2 separate regions of the Homo sapiens genome follow, and region 2 is linked to region 1. The links are chromatin contacts, found by Hi-C in ENCODE. All regions are on one chromosome and are shown on one strand. The core of a region is the stretch at or near the end of the contact, and the rest is flanking DNA. Distances in the headings are between cores, read along the strand shown. Region 1 has its middle 95 kb from the start of NECTIN1-AS1. Region 2 has its middle 110 kb from the start of THY1.

Evidence for each region. A loop is a pair of places that touch in the nucleus more often than their neighbours do. Pooled maps may share reads with other maps.
Region 2: a map of CD14-positive monocyte shows a loop between it and region 1 (3-fold over the local background). The contact joins two enhancer-like sites. A Hi-C loop is called at or near these places in 6 of 168 maps with a recorded cell type or tissue (CD14-positive monocyte, PC-9, dorsolateral prefrontal cortex and 2 more), 2 of 37 single-sample maps with no recorded cell type and 9 of 50 pooled maps.

What each region holds. Positions count from the first base shown.
Region 1 is chr11:119,611,275-119,618,707 of GRCh38, reverse strand. No RefSeq gene overlaps it. Among named protein-coding and RNA genes, the nearest start is that of NECTIN1-AS1, 95 kb to the left of the region's middle. RefSeq lists enhancers at 222-809, 1,990-2,579, 4,055-4,578. Within about 2 kb of position 3,012, at least 8 of the 41 ENCODE cell types and tissues checked have a DNase peak (open chromatin) inside an H3K27ac peak, as active enhancers do; they include CD14-positive monocyte and dorsolateral prefrontal cortex, where a contact is called at or near this core.
Region 2 is chr11:119,529,796-119,537,228 of GRCh38, reverse strand. No RefSeq gene overlaps it. Among named protein-coding and RNA genes, the nearest start is that of THY1, 110 kb to the right of the region's middle. RefSeq lists an enhancer at 3,043-3,572. Within about 2 kb of position 3,213, at least 4 of the 41 ENCODE cell types and tissues checked have a DNase peak (open chromatin) inside an H3K27ac peak, as active enhancers do; they include CD14-positive monocyte and dorsolateral prefrontal cortex, where a contact is called at or near this core.

The sequences.
Region 1 (7,433 bases), core at 1,763-4,262:
ATGGGATCTGTCTCGTCCTGAATTTTCTCCCAAAATGTTACTAACCTATGGCAGAACTTGTAAGATAATTTTCCTAGAAGTTGGGGAATAGGAGGGACCTTCTTGAAGCCTAACAAGTGACTCGAAATTTAAAAATCAGACCTCTTGCTCTTGCCAGTTCCTCCTGAACCAGTCACATCTTCTGGGTTCTGTCTTCAGCCTCTGCACTCCAATCCCGTGGCTGACCCCCCTCTGCCATTTCCGGGTTCTCATTGCTTCCTGCTGAAATGGCTTTTGTCTTTGGAGAAGTTCAGCCCCATTCTTTGGCCTTCCCAGTTTCACTCTGGTGGGTAGAGAGCTTTATCTGACACAATCAATGGGTCATTTTCCGGAACAAAGATCCCTGTCTCCCTGGCAGCAATGAACGCCTTTCTCTAGAATACAAAAGCAGCTAGAGACACACACTTGACTCACAGCAATCGATGAGAAGCAGGGATCGCCATTTACATAAGAGGAGACTGAGGCATAGAGCAGGTAAGAAGTTTGCTGAGGCTGAGATCACAAAGCTGCTAAGTGCTGACATCTAGATTTGAAATAGGTCTGTGGGCTCCAGACTATCCCTCTTAACTGTGACACGAGCTTTCAAAGAGGTGAGGCTTGAGGAAAGCTTGGAGGGAGGGAACAGACAGACAGAGAAGCCCAAGGCATGAGGCAGAGCCCAAGACCTGCTGAGCCCATGGGAGTGAGCCGGGGCAACTGAGGCAGGGAGCCTGGGAGGAAGCCATCACTGAGGCGGGCAGGAGATCAGCGGGTGGACTGGAAAGCAAATTAGGAGGAAAACCTAAGGGGCGATTGGGTCAAATCAAACAGAAGGACTGAGTGTGGGGGCTGACAGAGAAGGAGGAATCAGGAGTCCTGTCCAGGTTTCTGACCAGCAACTGGAGAGATGCTTACTGAGACAGTGGCCATGCGGGAAGGCGGGAGGGGTGTTCAGAACGTGCTCAAGTTCACACATGTGGGGATGGAGATGCTCTTAAGCTGCTGGGCTGTTTCTCCTGAGACAAGCCCACACTGGAGCGGCCAGCAGCCTACAGATGGTAATTAAAGCCACAGGGAGGATGAGCTCACGCAGGGAGAACGCGTGGAGGGAGGAGGTGAGGACTGGGATCCACTCGAGAAGCACCCACAGCAAAGGGGGCGGGCGACCAGCGAAGGAAAGCAAGAAGCCAGCCAAGGCCAAAGCCACAGGCACCGGCGGGGTTCCGCCTGGGACCTGAGGCTGGACTTCCAAGCAGGCAGCGGCCCACATGGCCAAATGCCATGGGAGGCAGAAACGTCCTGAGAACAGCAGTTGGATTTAGAAGTGGTAAGGGGGTGGATTGGAGAGGGGACTTGGTGACTTTGTAGACCACTGGTGATGCCACTCAGAGGAAAAACACCTGGAAGACCACTTGCTTAAAAAAAAAAAAAAAAGTGAATGAGAGAGAACATCAGACAGCAAGGAACGCTAATCCTCCCAAGATACGAGTTGGGGGAGAAAAGATAAGACGTGATCTGAAGAGACAGCTGGGGCCAAGGGAGAGAGGGTTTTGTTTGTTTTGTTTTAAGTGGGAGAGTTGAGCCAGTGGCTGTGAGTGAAGAGGGGAGGTACAGAGCAGAGGTGAAGATTCAGGTGGAGGCAGAGATCGCGGCTCAGGAGCAGAAGGTCCCACCAGCCTCTCCTAAAGACACGCTCTGTCAAAAACATCCAAATCGATAGAAATCCACGAGAAGATCAGGGCCTGACCGTGAGCCATGGTCTCAGGAGGGTCAGAGTAGGAGTGAAAATGGCTTCTAGTGGAAGGAACAGCTAAGGGCTGGGGCAGCAGTTCTCAGGAAATACAGTGGCATCCTGTCCTTCTGGGCCACCCATGCCCCCTACCCCAGCACAGGGGCCACAGAGAAGCTCTCTGCCCACCCCCTGGAGGCTGCTTGTCTGGTCCTTGCACCACCCACATGGGCTGCCCCTGCTGGTTTAGCATGGGCCTGGGTTTCTCTCTCCTTATGCTCTCTGGGGCTTACCTGCATGCCTACAACTTCTACCTGAAGTCACCCTGTCCCCTGGCCTGGACATGGAGTATCCCAGCTCCTGGCTCCTCCATTCAGAGCAGAAGGTGTCCCAAAGCCCTCATATCCAAAGAAACTGAATTCTTCCTTGAGCCTGCCCTCCCCACAGCCACTGAAATGTGTCTGCAGACCCGGCTCCCCCAGCCTCTCTTCCACGTCCCCAGGCTCGGTGAGTTCCACCAGCGATCCTGTTCCTACACAATGACTACAACAGTGGCCGTGCACTGAGCCCATGCCACTCACTGATCCATTCCTTTGTTGAATACTCCTGGAGCACCTACCACGTGCCTGGTGCTTTACCGATTGCTGGGATGCAATGGGGAGCAAGTCAGATTTGTCCCTGCTCTTGTGTGGCTTGAAGCCTTCCATCTAGCATTGTGCTAGACACTGCTTGTGTTATCCTCTTTATCCGTACAGCAGCCCTGTGAGACAAGCATTACTACCACCATTTTAGAAAAGAAGAAATCAAGGCCCAACATGGTAAGAATTCCACAGCTTATAGAGAGCAGATCCTTAACCCACCATCCTGGGAGGCTCTGCTTCCTCCACCCAGGGTTGACTCAGCTTCTTTAAGCTCAGGTTCCCCAAGTTCTCTTCTAGAGTGACTCCTCTCCCCTCTTCACTCCACTGGAGGTAAGGGTGCATTGTTTGAGTCTGGAGACTGAGGTCTGAGGCCTGGCTCCTGGATCATGGCTGAGTAACCTGGAATGGACTATTTATTTCATGGCTCAAAGCCCAAGTCCCCTCCTTGGTAAAATGAGTAAGGATGATCCTCCAGGACCTGCCCTCCCCAGATAGGCGCTGGGGGGATTACATGAGGTCAGAGATGTGAAAGTGCTTTCAGAGGCACTCACAGGCAAGGGGTTATGCTTATGAAAACTTTCTCTAAGCGGAAGCCCTGGCATCAGCAAATTACATATTAACGTGTGTTGAGTCACCACACTTCCTGTCCCAAGCTGTTTATACTGGGAGTGCTTTGCTAGCTGTGTAATGAAAGGTTTTTCCTCTCCTAAAGGAATTTCAGGTGTCTCCTAGCAGGCAGAGGAAGGAATCAGGGGCCTTCCTTGCACCTCTGAAATCATAGCCCAGAAGGCTGAGACTAGCATTTGTTGAGCATTTAGTATATGCCAGGCACTGGGCTAAGCTCTTTGCACACAATACCTCATTTACTTCTCATAAACCCTTAAGATGAAAATACTATCCTTACTTCACAGATAAGAAAATGAATGTATCTGAAGCCACAAAGCTTTGAAGTGGTGAATTGAGGACTTAGAGCTAGGCCTGTCTGACTCCAAAACTCATGCTTTTCCCAGCCCTGCCCCGAATCCCTGCCAAAAGCGACCTCCTCCAACTGCAGCCTCAGCACCGACACTCTGATGCTCACTGGTGTGCCTCCTGCCCGCCTCTGCACCACACAAGGAGCTCTTTGAGGACAAGGACTATGTTGAACTCATCTTTGTATTTCCAGCCATCAGCACAGTGCCAGGGCCAGGGACGGCATCAACAAACATTCTGCTGAATGATTGAATGGTCAAAGAATAACTTTTTCTTAAGGACAAAATCGTGACTCTGATACCAATAACCTATGTCAAAAATTGTATTTAGTCCATTAATTCATGGGGGAACCAGTAAGATATTACAATTGGTTAAAAGAAAATCTCAAAGAACCTGAAATATAGCTCTCATGGTCTGCTCCAACTGCCATAAGAAAACACCATAGGCTGGTGGCTTCAACAAGGGAAATCTATTTCTCACAGTTCTGGACACTGGAAGTCCAAGATCAAGGTTCAGGTGTCTGATGGGGGCTCACTTCCTGGCTTGTGTGTCCTCTTGCTATGGCCTCACATGCCTTTTCCTCGTTGTGTTATTACCAGTTTTCTGTAACTTCCAGGGCTGTAAAATAGCTCAAAGACCATGAAGCCTGAAAAAAACCCAGAAGAGTATGCTAGACAAGACACCCAATCATCTTTTTGGTCCATTTCAAAGTCTTTCACAATTTTTCCCTATAGAACGCATCAATGAAAACAGCTGTCTGGGATGCCGCTGGGAGTGTCCACTCCCCCATCCACCCCCAATCCCACCTCTCTGGGGTTGCATTTTGTCATGCTTCTTTCATCACTCACTTCCATCAGACAGTGGGTGGTCCCACAGCTTGGGCCTGAGGCCTTTCAACTGCCAACCAACTCCACCCACAGTGATACTGACACCCCAGACTCACACTTACAACTGCCTATGCAGTATCTCCTTTGTCTAGAGTAAAGAAAGAAGGCCGCATTACAATGTCCTAAATGGAGGGGGCCTGTGACTCGGAACAGCCATGCAAGGGCACAGATGGGCTGGGAGGGAGAGCCCTACAGTGCGTGGACTCCCTTGCCACTCACATTGGCATTGGCCCATGAAGATCTTAGCCCAGGAAAGAGCGTGCCTGACACAGTCTTACAGGAAAGGGCATCCCCAGGCTGCCCAGACCTAAGGGCTTCTACACCAGCTAGCTGGGCACCATTGAAAAATTTAAGACCTCACCAGAAACTGCACCTGACAAGGGGCCGAGAGTGTAGGAGGAAGATCACGCATGAGAAGGAGGTTCCCACTGGAAAATCAATGGAAAGCAAACCCTGGGATGTCTAAATGCCAAGAAGAGTCCAGCTAGCTCATTGGAAAATTCAACCTTGACTTCAGATCCCTTGAAAATCCAACATTTGTTCTTAAAAAACAATTTCTGATGTCTTTTTCTGTCTTCCTTTTATGAAGGTCAAGTTCTACCTGCAGAATGGTGTTTGTGATGCAAGTCCACAGTGTTTATCTCTGGAATAACAGTGGGCACGAACTGGCCAAGACCCCCATCAGCCGCTGACAGCCTCACATCTCTAGCCTGCACTAGCAACAGCATCCAACTAGTTCGCTGGCCTCCAGTTTCACCCCTTAACCCATCCCACATGGATGCCAGAGTCAGCTTTCAAGATACATTTAGCCTTATCATTTTCCTACGTAAAGTATTTCATTGGCTTCTGATTGGCTGCCTGTAAGATAAAGGCCCGTGGTGTCCAAGGTGTTCCACAACTGCCCCCTGCTCACCTCCCAGCCTTGTCTTCATCACTCCCTGATCCCTTCTTTGGGCTCTAGCCTCACCAGCTGCTGGGAGTTCTCTGCATGCCCCAGGCCATTTCTCCCACCTTTACTCACACCCTTCTTCTGACCAGCTCCTGTCCCCTCAGAGATTGGTTCAGGGGTCTTCCCAGCACACATGCTCTCTCTCTGCTCCAGCGTGCCTCCGGGAATCACCACATCGCTCCTCTATGTTAACAGGTCTGCTCCTCCTTCCATGAGACAATGGGCTCCTTGAGAGCAAGCATTGTTTCCCATGCTGTTGACTGCTATCCCTGCAAAATGCATGTCCATCTAGAACCTGGGAATGTGACTTTAATTTGGAAATAGTGTCTTTGCAGATATGATCAGGGTTAAGATGAGTTCACACTGGATTAGAGTGGACCCTCACTCCAACGCAACTGGCATCCTTTTAAGAGGGAAATGTGGACTTAGCAGCACACGGGAGAATGTCATGTGAAGACAGAGACAGATTGGAGTGAGGCTCTACAAGCCTAGGCATGCCAGGGACTGCCAGAAGCCATCAGAAGCTGGGAGAGAGGTATGGGACAGATTCTTTTCTCGAACCTCAGAGGGAGCATGACTCTGCCGTCACCTTGATTCTGGGCTTCCAGCCTTCAGAGCTGCGAGAGAAGAAATGTCTGTTGCTTTAAGCCATGCCGTTTGTGGTAATTTGTTACTGCAGCCCTAGGAAATTCACAGGGTTCTCATCGGAGCCCCTAGCCTGGTGCTTGGTAAATGCTTTGAGTGAATTAATGGAAGGTCTTACAATACACTGCCTGCCTCACTCCCTGGCCTCAAATTGTAGCTGAGGAAGGGAAAGAAGACTTGGGGCAAGAGTACTCCCTCTGACCAAGGGAGACGGGCTCAGTCAACACATATTTATTACACACTTAGCAAGTGCAAACAGCTCTACCCCATGTAGTGAATCAGAAATGGCTCCCATCCTGACAGAAATGACCTAACGCCATGGATAACAGTATTAGTCCGTTTTCACACGCTATAAAGAACTGCCTGAGACTGGGTAATTTATAAAGAAAAGAGGCTTAATTGACTCACAGTTCAGTGTGGCTGGGGAGGCCTCAGGAAACTTACAATCATGGTGGAAGGAGAAGGGGAAGCAAGCACCTTCTTCACAAGGCAGCAGGAAGGAGAATGAACACAGATGCAACTACCAAACACTTATAAAACCATCAGATCTCGTGAGAACTCATTGTGAAAACGGCATAGGGGGAGCCGCCCTCATGATCCAATTACCTCCACCTTGTCTCTCCCTTGACATATAAGAGATTATGGGGATTATAGGGATTATAATTCAAGATGATATCTGGGTGGGGATACAAAGCCTAACCATATCAATAGAGCAGCCATTGTCTGTGGAATGGATTTGCCTCTCAGGGGCGTCTGGGTGAGGCTCACCTCAGCATGGGTGACTGGGCAGAGCTGCTGAGGGAGGTGAAGATGTTGAGTTTGCAGAAGAGAGGCTTTTAAGGGGACAAACTCCAAACATGGAACAGACAGGGGACTGAGAGAGATGTGCCCCCTGTGGCTCCAAGACCAATGTTTAGAATTCACAGGAAAACAGATTTAGGCTCAATCTGAGGACGAGTTTTCTAATAGGAGGGAAAGGAAACCAACACTGCTGAGTGCCTGCCCAATGCCAAATAACAGCCCCACGAGGCAGGTGTTACTACCTAGGCCCATTCTGCAGATTGAAAAACTAAAGAGACCTGCCCTAGATTCTATGGCTGAGGGTGGAGCCAGGATTGAAGCCCAGGGCCGCCTGCCTGCAGGTAAACACACCACCCCCATTCCCCAAAGGCCATGTTGAGTATCCCCAGCTGTCCGTGGTGGAATCCAGAGACAGGACAGGCTAGATGGGGGTGATGCAGAAATGCTCCAACTTCCGGGGCAGGACGGTGGGCTAAATAACCTTTAAAATCTCCTCTAAGTTCGAGGGATTCACTGCTCACCTTGGATCACAGGGACAGTGTTACAATCGCTTTCCACCACCTCACTGTCAGCATCACAGGGCCAGAATCCACACGTGCCCTCAGCAGCTGGCCCTGAACGTAGACCAGCTCTCAGGCATGGAGCTTGCCTGCTGCATCATCTTTTTATTTTTTAATTTAATATTTATTTAATTTTTTTTAACCTTTTTGGGAGAGTGTCTCACTATGTTGCCCAGGCTGGTCTCAAACTCCTGGGATCAAGCCATCCTCCCACCTCGGCCTCCCAAAGTG
Region 2 (7,433 bases), core at 1,964-4,463, 82 kb after region 1:
GAACGGCGGGGAAGGTGGGACTACAGGGATCAGGGTGGGGGAATGAAGATGCTTTCAAGGGCAGGGAGGCCAGGGGTTTTAAGGACTGCAAGCCAGGGATCGAGGTCCGTGCATTGTTGATTCAGAAACCCTTTCCAGACATCTTCATATCCATCCTCCATCTGCTGTCCTGACCCATGGTGACCTTTCCAAGCTCCTGCAGTACAAGATGAGAGGGGCTTTGTGTTTTCCCTCATTAAGGAGAACACATGCATCCCAGTGAGTCCTAGTGGTGAACGCTGGTGCTACTGCAATGACGTCCTGGATTCTGTTCCTCTGTGGCCCATGAACACAGATGGAACACACCAGGACTAAGAGCCACCAGATAGAGGACCCGGAAGGGAGTGTGGCCCTTTCCACGTGAGCCCCCTCTCCATGGCTGAAAGAAGAGCTCAGAACTCACTGCCTTCTCACATGGGGTCACTGGCTCCATCCTCATGTCTTATTTAATTTTCTCAGGAGTTCTGTGAGATAGTTGGTAATATTTTCATTTTCCAGATAAGAAGCTAAGGCTCAGGAGGCCAAATGACTTCCTTAAGGTAACATAATCAGCAAGTGGTAGAGCCAAGACTCAAAATTGGATCTTCTGACAACTCCATAATTCAGGCTAATCCTGACATTAGCCAGAAGGGCTGGCCAACACCAGGTTGTGCACAGCCTAATTTGCAAGGTCCATTAAGGACAAAACAGGTCAGGTGCAGTGGCTCACACCTGTAATCTCAGCACTTTGGGAGGCCAAGGCGGGAGGATTGCTTGAAACCAAGAGTTCAAGACCAGCATGAGCAATGTAGTGAGACCCCATCTCTGAAAAAAAAAATTAACCAGGTGCAATGGTGTGCTCCTGTAGTCCCAGCTATGCAGGAGGCTGAGGTGAGAGGATTGCTTGGGCCCAGGAGTCCAAGGCTGCAATGAGCTATGATCACACCATTGCACTCCAGGTTGACTGACAGAGCAAGACTATCCACCAGGATATGGTTTGAATTTGTGTCCCTGCCCAAATCTCATGTCAAATTATAATCCCCAATGTTGAAAGAGGAGCCTGTGGGAGGGGATTGGATCACGGAGGTGGATTTCCCCCTTGCTATTCTTGTAATAGTGAGTTTCCATGAGATCTGATTGTTTGAAAATGTGTGGCACCTCCCCCTCTTCTCTCTTCTCCTGCTCTGGCCATGTAAGACATGCCTGCTTCCACTTCCACCATGACTGAAAGTTTCCAGAGGCTTCCCCAGCCATGCTTCCTGTACAGCCTGCAGAACCGTGAGCCAATTAAACCTTTTTTTAAAAAAAAAATTACTCAGTCTCTAGTCGTTCTTTATGGCAGTGTGAGGAACAGACTAATACAAAGACTCTGTCTCTAAAATAAGAAAAAAAAATTAAAGAACAAAACTGGGAATGAGAAGATCTATGTAGCCCTCTCCAACAGGTGTTTTCTGGTACACGCGTTTTCATTGTTGGGTAGTCATGAACTTGGCTGGCTAATATTAGACATAAGTCCCTAGTGAACAATAGCTATAGCACACACATTCTCACGTACACTCACCAAAGTCTGACACACGCACCCCTATGCCTAGGCATGCATGCATCACCTTCTCATCCCCGACCACCTGCATCCCCTGGGAATCCATTTACATCTACTCAACAGAGCGGGGAGAAGAAGGAGATAAACCTGTATCAACACTGTATTTCTATTCCTCTCTCTCCTTGTGAAAACAAAAGAGGAACAGGGCAAAGCCTCATCCAATGTTTATTGGGAATCATCTCGACCTGATCCCGGGAAAATAGGTCCTTTTCAAATCCATGGTTCAGACGCAGCCTTTCCCATGACTGGGAGTGGGGACAACAGGCTGCTCGCCGGGCTCCGTGGCTGGCAGAGGAACTTGGTGGTAAGGCTTAATTATGATTCACAGAGCTGCATTCTGGAGAGGGTTTAGAGCCACTTAATTAGTGTAGGAATATACAGTCGTAATTATCCTGAAATATGGCCTAATTAACCTATGGAAAAGCCAGGACCACTGCTCGGGGATGCCAGAGACATTAGCAGCCTATTAATATACCCAGTCTGGGCCAGGCGCGGTGGCTCACGCCTGTCATCCCAACACTTTCGGAGGTCGAAGTGGGCAGATCACGAGGTCAGGATTTCGAGACCAGCGTGGCCAACATAGCGAAACCCCGTCTCTACCAAAAATACAAAAATTAGCAGGGTGTGGTGGTGTGCGCCTGTAGTCCCAGCTACTCAGGAGGCTGAGGCAGGAGAATTGTTTGAACCCGGGAGGCAGAGGTTGCAGTGAGCCAAGACCATGCCATTGCACTCCAGCCTGGGTGACAGAACAAGACTCTGTCTAAAAAAGAAAAAAAAAAAAAATATATATATATATATAGCTATGCAGTCTGCTATCTGGCACAGCCTTTGGGGGACTCAGGACTGGGGCAGACAGAGGAGAAAGGGTTTGTCTGGGAAGATGAAATGTTTAAGAGGAAAGTGTGACGTGGGCAGGGAAAGGAGAGGGGAGTGATATTTATTGAGGACTCATAAGGGCCAAGCAATGTTTTAGTCCATCTCTTACTTAATCTTCAAAACAGTCCTTTAAGATTGATATTAAAGTTCAGGGAGGTTCATTAACTAACCCAAGGTTACACGGCCAGGAAACATTCACACTGGAATTCCCCTCTAGGCTGTGGCTGCAAAGGCCATGCTTTTTTCTCTCTTCCACACTGCCTTGGGCAGGCACAACAGGCGAGGGAAATGGACTAAACAGAGGAGAGCCCCTTTCAACCCTAAGGAGGAGGCTCTTCTGCCGTTTTAGAAAAGTGGAGTCATTCAAGCGGTTCAAGCTGTCAGTTGTGTTGTGCAGGCTGGACATTGCACAAACCCTAGGAGTCCCATTCACACAAGCTACAGGGAGAATAATGTCCCCTAGAGGGCACAGTGTATGGCCTGCACGGCCATTCACAGCAGCCCTGGGAGACTGCCCTACATGACCCTTTAACTTTCCTTCCTACCCAAGAGACCACTTCCAACTCTGGCTCTGAGCCCAGATATTGGCCCAAAGCTAGAGAAGCTACCTCTGGGATAATCCTTCATGAAGCAGAATTTGGACCCAGTCCTCTCCTGGGGAGACTCCAGCACCCAGGGACACTCAGACGCCAGGACACAAGTTCAAAGCCCTCCAGGGGGAGCCCGAGAGCCGGGCGTGCGCCGCAGAGCCTGTCTGGCCAGCAGGTTGAGGAATATTCCAACAACGTCCTCATTCTTCCCTGATCAAAGGAGCCAGGATTGAACCTGCTGTAATCATCCGTCGGGGAGTTTGCTTAAAATTCCCCTAATTATGGGAGAGCAGAAAATTGCTACGCCTCAGACTGAATAGAGAAATCGAAGGCGCCCTGCTCCCAGCTGCCTGGGGGGGGAGACACGCCAGCATGGGAACAGAAGGCGGTGGGGGGAGGCGAGGGGCAACTGAGGATGGGCGGTGGGAGAAGAACGGTGTGCTGGTCCATGCCAGGGAGCGGGAGAGGAAGGGAAGGAGCCAGCTGCACTGGGGCTGTGGTGACTGGCTCAGGTGAGGCACACTGCCTCCCCTCCAGACAGAAGGGTGCAGGGGTGAGGAGAGCAGGCCTGTGGGGAAGAAACAGCCAGCAATGCCCCCTCCCATGGCTGGAGCTGGCTTTCTGGAGAGGCTGGGGACCCCCAACTCTGGCTTAGTTTGGACTGCGGGCTCTGGAGCATCCTCCCTGCCAGGGGTGGGGAAGGGAAAGGGCTGGAGGAAAGGTCAGGGAACAGGCCGGCAGGGCAGGGCTCATCCAGGCACCCTGCTGTGGGCTCAGCCCTGTTCCAGGCACACTGAGCGGTCTAGAAGAAGGAGAAGAGGACCAGATCTCTGCCCTCAGAGGGTCTCCTTCTGAAAGGGGAGACCGGGTGAGCATCTTAACCTAAAGTAAGATTCAAAGGCACCGTACACACCAGTGCCTGGCCCTCACAGTTTCCTGAGCTGTAGGAAGCGGATGGGAGTGCACTGAACTGCATGGATCAGAAGGGGAGGCTTGCTGGGCAGGCAAGTGCCAAGCAGAAGGAAGGGGCAAAGGAGGAAGGGACCGGAGAAGGGAGGGAGAATTCGAAGGAGCCATGCAAAATAGAAGGAGATTATGGCGGCCACGTTTTGGATAAGGGGGCCAAGGCCCAGGGAGGTGGGGTTACTTGCCCAAACTCACACAGCCCATCAGTGGCTGAACTGGGGCTCAAACTCAGGTCTCAGACTCCTAGTCTGGTGCATTACACAGCCATGGAGGCAGGGGGTGGGAGTGGGGGTCTGGCCAGAAGGTGGGATGCTGGAAAGAGTGTGGGGACTTGGGCTTAAAGATCCTGCTGCATCAGCAGTCCGTTTACTGACAAGTTGACATTGATTCTACAGGAGAAGCAGTGCTCTAAAGGGTCTCTCCTTTGCTAGACCTGCCCCATTCATGAGCTCTCCGGGGTCCCCACCCCAACAGCTCCCCTACCAGGGAGAGATATACCTGGTGTCCCTCCATTCTCTCACCTGTTTCCAAGGGCCTTCTCAGTTCCTCCTGCAAGTCCCCAGCAAGTGCCTAGCTTTGGTCCTCTTGGGGCCCCAACTACACTATGTTTTTATCACTTACAGTGTGGCGAGGGGTTGAGATCCTGGGGTTGCAAGTTACAGACACCCACTCAAACTAGCATTTCAGCCCAAAGAGGCAATTTACTGAAAGAACTTAGGAGTGTCTTGTAGAAGCTAAAGGCAGGAGTGTGGTGGAGCCTCAGCAAGGAAGGATTGAGGACAGCAAAGCCACCAGGCCCTGGGAATTCCAGGTCACCATCTCTCCTGCACACCTGCTTCATTTTTTTCTGTGGGCAGACCTCATGACCCAAGGTGACCACCCACAGCTCCCAAATGTATGTGGAATAGACAGAGAACTCTCTGAAGAGACTGTCCCTGCGCCCTGACTCCAGTGCCCCAAAGACTGAATTCTCATGGGTCCAGCTTGGCTCAGGTGCTTTTTCTAATCCAGCCAGCATCAATTCAGGGGGTTGGGTCACATTGAACAAATGGCTTCGATGTGCTCACTGCTGTGTGTGAGCAGGATGGATCAGGGTTCGTGGATAGTTGGAGAGTTAACTCCAACAATTGTCCATCAAGGTAGTGAAAACAGGGCTGGGCTGTGGGTGTGCAATGGACAAGGCCTTGGGCCTGGACACGGGGGTGTTACCTGTTGCAGCAGGTGTTCTCCAGATGGTTGAGGCCTTCGCGTGCACCTGAAAGGTGAGTTATTCAGTGTGTCAGATGCTGCAGCTCCAGTGGCCAGCTGTGGTGAGGCAAATCCTCACGTGGAAAACTAGAAATGAAAGGTGGGGGCTTCAGCCTGGCCCCCAGACCTGCAGGTGCCAAGATCCTGATGGGCAGCACCAGGCGAGTCCGGGAAGGTGGGAGCATTGGCACAGGGCCCGCTGGGAAGGCAGACCAGCCCCCAGGGCTCCAGGGTGGTTGTCTGAGGCTGGGAAACCGGTACTTTAAAAACTTGACTATTTTCATGCTGTTTGTATTTGCTGTAATTACTTCCCTTTTGTTCCCCCTTAGTATTTATGGAAGTTCTTTGTGAGAATGCCAGCAGATCCCAGCAGTACTGAGAGAAACCAGCAACGGGGTCTCTATCTCCTCCTGGGCTCATGGTAAGAAAGACAAATCTCCCACAAGCCTGGGAGTGGAGGTGGCCGGAACATGGCTGGACATGGAGGTACTGGAGTTGGGGGGGACCAGGATTGCAGCCAGCAGGGCTCCTGCTCCCCTGGAGGGCCTCTCTTTGAGCTCTCTTTTGAACCTGGGGTGTCTCTGGGCTCCCTGGGAACAAGTCTGTTGTCCTGGACTCGACTGGGCTGGCTGCTAGAACTGCCCACATACTTTCGGCCTCATCCTGGGGGTGGGGGGCAGGCAGCCTAAGCAAGCCACTCTCAGGCCAGGGCTGGGTGTGGACTCCTGAGGAAGCTGCTCCCTGTGATCCTGGGTGCCCCTGGGTGCTGAGGCTGGGAGGAGGGGCAGCAGTGTAACCGTAAGAGGTTTGTTGCCCATTGTGCATGACAAGTCAATATGCTGAAACACCAGGTTACATCAGAGAAAGGGTTTAATTGTAGGGCCACCAAACAAGGAGACAGAAGGAAACCTCAAATCCGTCTCCCCAAGGAGTCTGGGGCTAGGGTTTTGAATGGTTTTGGAGGGGGCCAGAGTGTGGAGATTGTCGATTGATTCGAGTACAGGGTGAAGTTATGGGACAGGGAGATGAAGAAACTGTGTTCTCACCCGGACTCGGTTCCTCTTTAGGGGTCTTCAAAATGATTGGTGTCAGGTGTTTCACTGGAATTCAGGATCTGCTTAAGTAATTCTTAAACAAAAGTCTTATGACTCTAACACCAGATATCTTATCTATAGGAACAACTGGGATGCAAATGGCCAGTGTCAAGTTCTACGTGACTGTCGGTTACAAAGGAGTGGGTCAAGTGCAGCCTGATTAATGCTTATCACCATATTTCTGTCCAGAATTCTTGTTCACCCTGTGAGAACGGCTTCAGCAGTGGCTTGACTGGATTAGCAGAGGTTCTGCCCAGGGTAGGGGGCCCTGCACTGGGACCCAGAGAATGGGAACGCAGACCCCTGGGATAAGTTCTCCCTTGATCCTGGTCTCTGCTGGGTTCCAAGTCTTCCTTCAAGTTCCCCTTCCCCAGCTCTGGCTTTTTGCTGGGCCCCACCTTAAAAACTCAACAAGGGCATCAGAGCCAAGTCAGGCGGGGGGACTGCAGTTCTTCACTGGGTTTGGGGCCAGCTCAGCAGGAGATGGGGACGCCTTGGTGTTAGAGAGAAGTGGTACCTCTGTGATTTCAAGGAGAAGATAGGGTGGAGGTTCATAGTGGCAGAAAGAGCCAGGGATAGAGTCATGAAGTCTTCTGCCCTCTGATATTAAATTATTTGTAAGCAAATTGTCACCAATGCATCCCCAGAAGGTCCTGGCACTGCTCCGTGCCGTGGCCTTTCCTGGCCAGATGGCATTGCCTGGGTGGCTGAGCAGCTCCGAGGAGGAGCGAGGTGTCTGCAGACAGAGAACCAGCAATGACATGGGACATTAGGTGCTGATGGCTTTGCTGAGCAAGAGAATTGCAATTAAGGACATGATGAGTCCCTCTGGGGGCTGTCAGACAAGGGTCCAGAGCAGGGGTCAGGAAGCTGGGGCTTAGAAACAGCAGCTGGAGGAAGGGGTGATGAGAGGGGAACCAGGACAAGGTGTGGGGGTGCAGCCACCGTCCTCTCAGCAAGTCTGCCAACAACAACAACGAGGTGACATAATCATAACAGCACCTGCCCTTACGCACTGCTTAACATGCCCACACTGAGAGG